Regions from separate parts of the Mus musculus genome. Here region 1 is linked to region 2. Evidence: chromatin loops called from intact Hi-C (ENCODE). Cell type or tissue: left cerebral cortex. All regions are shown on one strand. Links, peaks and the distances in the headings refer to the core of each region. The heading gives the core; the rest is flanking DNA. Region 1 overlaps Hoxb3 (homeobox B3). Region 2 has its middle 19 kb from the start of Hoxb13.

Region 1 (2,908 bases), core at 277-2,776, 150 kb before region 2:
CTACAGAAAGGAGAGGCCAGGCAGGTTCTGCTAAAGTACGCACACTCTTTTCGGATCCTGGGAAATGTCCATGTTCAAATAAACAAGCGCCTGAGCGCGAACTGAGCGCTTTCTTGCTGCGGATAAAGCGAACATTTAGACTGAGGAAAGCGAGATTGATTTACGAATCCGAACGCTCCAGTTTTATGGCCGATCACAAATCCGTCAGCGCTCAACTCACGCTGGGAAACTTCCCAACTCAGTTTTCCAATCAAAACCGCTCCGTAGTCTCACCACTTCCCAGGGAGACCCACCAGGCTGACTCCAGGACCCTAGTGGGACTAAGCAGCCTCCGGCCCAGGGTGGCGGGCAAGCAACAGAAGAGAGGGAGTGCAAAGGGCCCAGGGAACTGGGGGAGAGGTCAAAAGATTGGAAGACCTCACTCGGGGGTGGCCACGAGAGATGTGGAAGGAGAGCCCAGGCAGCCGCCAGCTCCAAAATGGTTCAGGTCTGGAAATGAGAAAAGGGGGGGAGGATCTTCCGCCGCGGTGAGACTAGGCGAAAGAACACGTTTGGGGGGACCCCAGCTTTTCCCTTCTATTGTCACCCTTCTTCCTTTTGGTGAACCCCTAATTCTCAGGGATTTTTTAACCGCACAAAACAGCTTATAAAAGTTCTACGTGACTAGGTCTTTGTCACTTGGACCTAGAGAGGGTCCCCGCGATGGACAATCGGCCCGTTCGTTATGTATCTTTACGGGCAGTAGTTGGCCATTATCAACAATATCAAAGTGTCCCAGTTTGCCTCTCTGACCACCCCTTCCTGAACCCCCCACCCCACCCCAGTCCCTCCATTTATGCCACCCGGGGACAAAGAAAAAGCCAATGGCTCCTGTTATTTCTTGTCTGAGACAAGACTCCCCAAATTACAGAAAAGATTTATACAGTGTGAGCAAGGAAGGCCTCACACGCACTCCAGCAAAGCACAGCCTCTTCCTTTCTTAAGGAGAGCAGTTCCTCTTCCCAACTAGAAAGAAAAGGCTTCTCCTCCCTTCCCTCTCCTTCCTTCCACGTGTGCTGCTACTGAGGATATTGAATGCAGAAGATAGAGCGCCAGTCACAGAAAAGGGGTCTTCACTCCAGCTTCCCCCCTTTAGCAAGTCTTCCACTTATCTCTTGACTTGAAAAGTTTCTACCAACTTTGGTTAGCAGGGAAAACGCGCGCAGAGCAACGTGCGAGAGGTCCTCCTTTCAGCTCTCTTACTCTACTGCTTATTGAGGTACACAAGAACTTAGAAAAGGAAGATTGGGGTACGGGAGATAAAGGTGTTTATAAAAACAGCTCCCTAAACAAAGGAACTTCAGAAAATAGTTGAGGGGGGGGGGAGAGAATATGAAGAAATATCTCCAAGATAGTGTCCATGGTGGAAAGCCTTTCTCTCCAGCTCAGGAATTTATTCCTCTGATCTGTGACTGGTGACTGTCTGACCTCTCAGTATTGTATTCTTTAGTTCTCCTTCCCTCAGCTCGCTTTAAAGGAGGCAGAGGGGTGGGGAGAGAGAGAGAGAGAGGGAGAGACAGAGAGGGAGAGAGAGAAAGAGAGAGAGAGAGAGAGAGAGAGAGAGAGAGAGAGAGAGAGAGAGAAGCAAATGGAGTTGGGATGGGGCTGGGGCTGAAGCCAAACCTAGGGAAGGAGCTTTATATAGACAGATCAGCACCAGTACTCCCTACCCACAGGACTTCTGGGCTAACTTAAAAAGACAAAACAAAACAAACAAAACTCTACCTTTCTTCCCAATCCACAACAATAGAAAAATGATACATAAATTCTGAGCTAGCAAAGCATTTGGGGACCACAGTGGGAATAAAGAAGCTAGGAACCCTGAAGAGGTGTGACTTTCCCTCTGGGGCAGGAAGCAAGAGCTAGCACAATGTCCAGTCTCAGAGAGGTCAAGGGGCTTCCGAGGTCATTTTGTGGTTCTAATACCAAGCTAATCGCCTAGAAAACGTGGCCTCTCCATGAACTCTTCCTCCTGCCATCCTCCCGCCTCCAAACTCTCTCTCAGTGAGGCCTCAGGGAAAAGGGGACAGCACATTCAGGTCTAATGCAGAGTCCACCAATTCCCCAGCCTGAGAAGTAAGGCCCCCAGAGGAAGAACAGAGCCCCCAACCCAGAAGCAAAAAGAAAAGAAACTGAACACGGGAGACTCCAGGAGGCCTGGAGTGTGGGGTGCATGGGATTGGGTGGGGGGTAGAACAAAAGAGAATTTCTGCTGCACCTGGTCCTGAGCAGTTTCTTTTTCAATGAGTAAAGATTTATCTAGAATCCCAAACTAGATACAAGAAGAAAACCCAACCAATTCCACTTCTATCAGTTCCAAGGATAGGAGACTCCGTCAAGAACTGGATTCCTTTTTTTTTTTTTAAAGGAGACTTCAATGACAACATCTCACTGGTAAACAGTGTAGACAATCAGGAGTCCCAGGACACAGGCACACACACACACACACACACACACACACACACACACACACACACAGAAGCTCTCCCTGTCTGCATTTTTCAAAACCAGAGAAACACTTCTGAACAGCCTCACAAACAGCCTCTCTGGTGTTTTTCAGGAGCCCTGACACCTCCGTCCTGACCAGTTCAAACACTCTCCAGGTGTCCAGGCCTCTCTCTCCTCTGTCTCCACGTCTCTCCTTTTCTCCCCAAACATCAGTCATCATAAAAGGTAGCAAACCTGCCCAAGCATCCTCCATAAAATAAAACCCCACAAAGATAGTTGAAAAAGAAAGAGGAGGTGAGAGGTTTTCTTTTTCTTTTACTTGTGAAAAGAGCCCATAAAATGATTAAAAAATAAAAAATGAAAAAGCCAGCCCAAGCCAGGGCTTTGTTACCTCTGAGCCTCTTGCCCGCTCTCGCCTGAG
Region 2 (2,908 bases), core at 316-2,815:
TTTCCCTTTTCAACATTCAGCTACATTCTAGACTCTAAGGACTGAATAAAATCGAGGGGTCCGCATAAATAAAATTTTCATTGGAATTGGACACAATAAGCATTTTTGTAGGCTCTAAAGCAGTTTGTAACTTGCCATGGTAGCACATGCTTATAACCCTAGCACTCGGGAAGAATTGTTGCCACAAGTTTGAGGCTAGCCCGATGTGGACACATGTTTTAAAAAGGCAATCTATATTCTTTTTTTTTTTTTTAAGTACATTTGTTTGCTTTTGTGTGTGGGCATGCCATGTGGCCTGAAGGTCAGAGAATAGCTCCCTGAAGTCCGTTCTCCCCTCCCATAGTAGGGGTCCCCAGCATTGGGGGTTGCACTCAATTCTTCAAGAATGACAAAAGCATCTTCGCCCACTGAACCCTTTCACTAGTCCGGCATGTTCTTTTATGGAGAACTATCCCCATCCCGTTTTCCCAATCAAAAAGAAAAAAAATTGTTAAGTAATTTTCGTTCCTATGATGTGTTTGCTGAAATGTGAAGTTTGGGTTTGGTCTACAGAGACTGTGTTCATGATAGAGAGAGTGAAAAGTGTCTCTATGTGTGCTAGAAATTTTCTGACAATTTTTCCTGGGAGGTGGAGGTCGGGTTGGAGGAAGGACAAAAGGATGTGCTCTTTGAATTATGGCGCTTTTTAAATTATTATTATTAAATGAAGAGAGAAGTCTCATTTCTCTTTTAGCATTTCTTGCTGTCTCTGACTCTTTAAAATTGAAAGACATGGATAAGTCCCTTGGTGGACCATAATGGCAAAATGCTTGTGGCAATCTTGAAGCCTTTACGGGTTACTAGCCCCTCCGAAGGAGCCTCCTAAAAAGCCCTGGAAGGAGATAGGGCTGGGGTCCTCAGGATCATCTATCTCTCCGTGTACCCGGATGGAAGGTCGCGGAGATTCCCCCATTGGACTCCAGTTCTCAGTGAAGGAGAAAGAACGCGTTCGCCAGCCCTCCATTCAGCCCTCCATTCACGTACGTGTTCTCTGAGAGTGGGCAGCGTCTGAGGATGGGGTACTCGGGGAGTACGGGAGTACGACAGCAAGCATTGGGCTGGAGTGCCAAGTCCGCGAGGCTAAAGTTGGGGTGCAGTAGGAAAGTTAAGATTGAAGGTGCCGCGTGACTCCAGGAAAGTTTTCCTGCTTTTCTGGGCTCTATCCCCAAAGAAGCCCCCTATTACATTGGGGGTCCTTCGCCCCCTCCAGTTGAGGACCAACTGCCCGCCCAAGCTTTGCCAGGATGGGGAGGGGGATTTTAGGCTTCAGCTTCGTATTCCCCGTACTTTTAAGGAATTTTGAAAGACAAAATATTTTGTCTTTCCTCCTCTATGCAGGGGGAAAAATGTAGAAAATGGCAAAGAGGAAAAGAGATGATTCAGGCCTTGCAGAGCCCTGGGTTCTGAGCGGGGTCTACTCGGGCAAGGAGAGGTGCCAGGCCAGGAGTGCTGGTTAGGTTAAACTGTGGGCAAGCTCCAGGGGTTCTGCTTCCCAGTGTTTCCATTACAAATCCCCACTGTCGCGCCTGCGCCTGGCTTTTTACCGGGGATCTATAGCCAGGTCCTCATGCTTGCATCTTCCCAGGACCCAGGACCTGTCATTACTATTTTTAAAAAGCTCTCCCAGGAGTGGCCCTAAGGTTGAGGATGGTAATTTTTTACCAAAGTGACATTTAACTTTTTTGGTCCTGTTATCCAGTTCAGTTATTTTAAATGGGAAAATATTGTGATGTAGCCAAATAACTGTTTGAATTAATATAAATTCAATTGCTTGAATTAATATAAACTTCATTCTTGGGGATGATAGTTCGGAGAGTAAAGGGATTGTTGCATAAACCTAACAAGCTCAATTAGATCCCCAAAACCTATATGGTTGAAGGAGAAAACACCCCCAAGTTGTGCTCTGACTACTATACAGGCGGTGCGGCATGCAGAAACATAATAGATAGATAGATAGATAGATAGATAGATAGATAGATAGATAGATAGATAGATAGATAGATAGATAGATTTTTTTAAAAACCTTTTTATTTGTGTATTTATTTGTTGGTTTCTTTGAGACAGAGTTCCTCTCTGTGTCCTCAACTATCCTGGAACTTTCTCTGCAGATCAGGCTGACCTTCAACTCACAGAAATTAGCATGCCTCAGTTTCCCCAATGTTGGGATTAAAGGCATGCACCATTGGTGGAAAAAAAAAAGCATACCTGGGCCATATGCAATACGCACCTGTCTGGGGAAAAAGGGGCCTTTCTAAGACTGAAGAGTTTGACATCCCCACCCTCAGGTCCCACCTCTCCTCCTTGTGGATGCTGCCTCCCTACAGCCCATTCTGTCTCTCTAAGCAGAAACTCTCTTCAAGGGTCTCTCCAGACCCCTTCTCCTTTCTCCTTGGAAGGGGAATTTGGGAAGGGTCTGCCTGAGGGTGGAGCAGTGTGCAAGGGGTGGTGGCACTTTGGTTGTTTGAAGCAAAGAGCCAAAGGGAAAGAGTAGCTTCCTTCTTTTTTTAAATGTTTATATTTATATTTATTTTTATTTATTTGAATTGGTGGGAGCATGAATGCAGATGCCCTTGAAGACATGAAGAAAGTGTCAGGTTTTCTGGGGAGGCGTTACAGATGGCTATAAGCTGGTGTGGATGCAGAGAATCGAACTCAGGTCCTCTGAGGCATCTCTCCAGCCCCAAGTCCAGTTTTCTAATGGCAGCTCCCTCTATCCTGGCTAATGGCCTTTGAACCCCAGACCTTGACCAATATGGATTTTTGTGGACACACCAGTATACCATGGAAAAGCACGATCCTATTTCTCAGCAACCAGTTTGTCTCCGTGTAGGCATCATCTATCTTGTCAGTCAAAACCTACTTAGTTGTG

What was found. A loop is a pair of places that touch in the nucleus more often than their neighbours do. Peaks named below come from ENCODE experiments on the same cell type or tissue, not always from the same donor. Only the 100,000 strongest peaks of a DNase experiment are listed, where the experiment ranks them.
Region 1: a loop joins it to region 2, with 2.3 times the contacts of the local background. A loop is called at or near these places in 3 of 42 quality-filtered maps.

The regions. Positions count from the first base shown.
Region 1 is chr11:96,323,416-96,326,323 of GRCm38, reverse strand. It overlaps Hoxb3 (homeobox B3), which reads right to left. Exons shown (of 4, transcript NM_001079869.1): 1 at 2,879-2,908. Among named protein-coding and RNA genes, the nearest start is that of Hoxb3, 1.7 kb to the right of the region's middle. In left cerebral cortex, for the core only: no CTCF peak of the experiment used is centred there; no DNase peak of the experiment used is centred there.
Region 2 is chr11:96,173,736-96,176,643 of GRCm38, reverse strand. No RefSeq gene overlaps it. Among named protein-coding and RNA genes, the nearest start is that of Hoxb13, 19 kb to the left of the region's middle. In left cerebral cortex, for the core only: no CTCF peak of the experiment used is centred there; no DNase peak of the experiment used is centred there.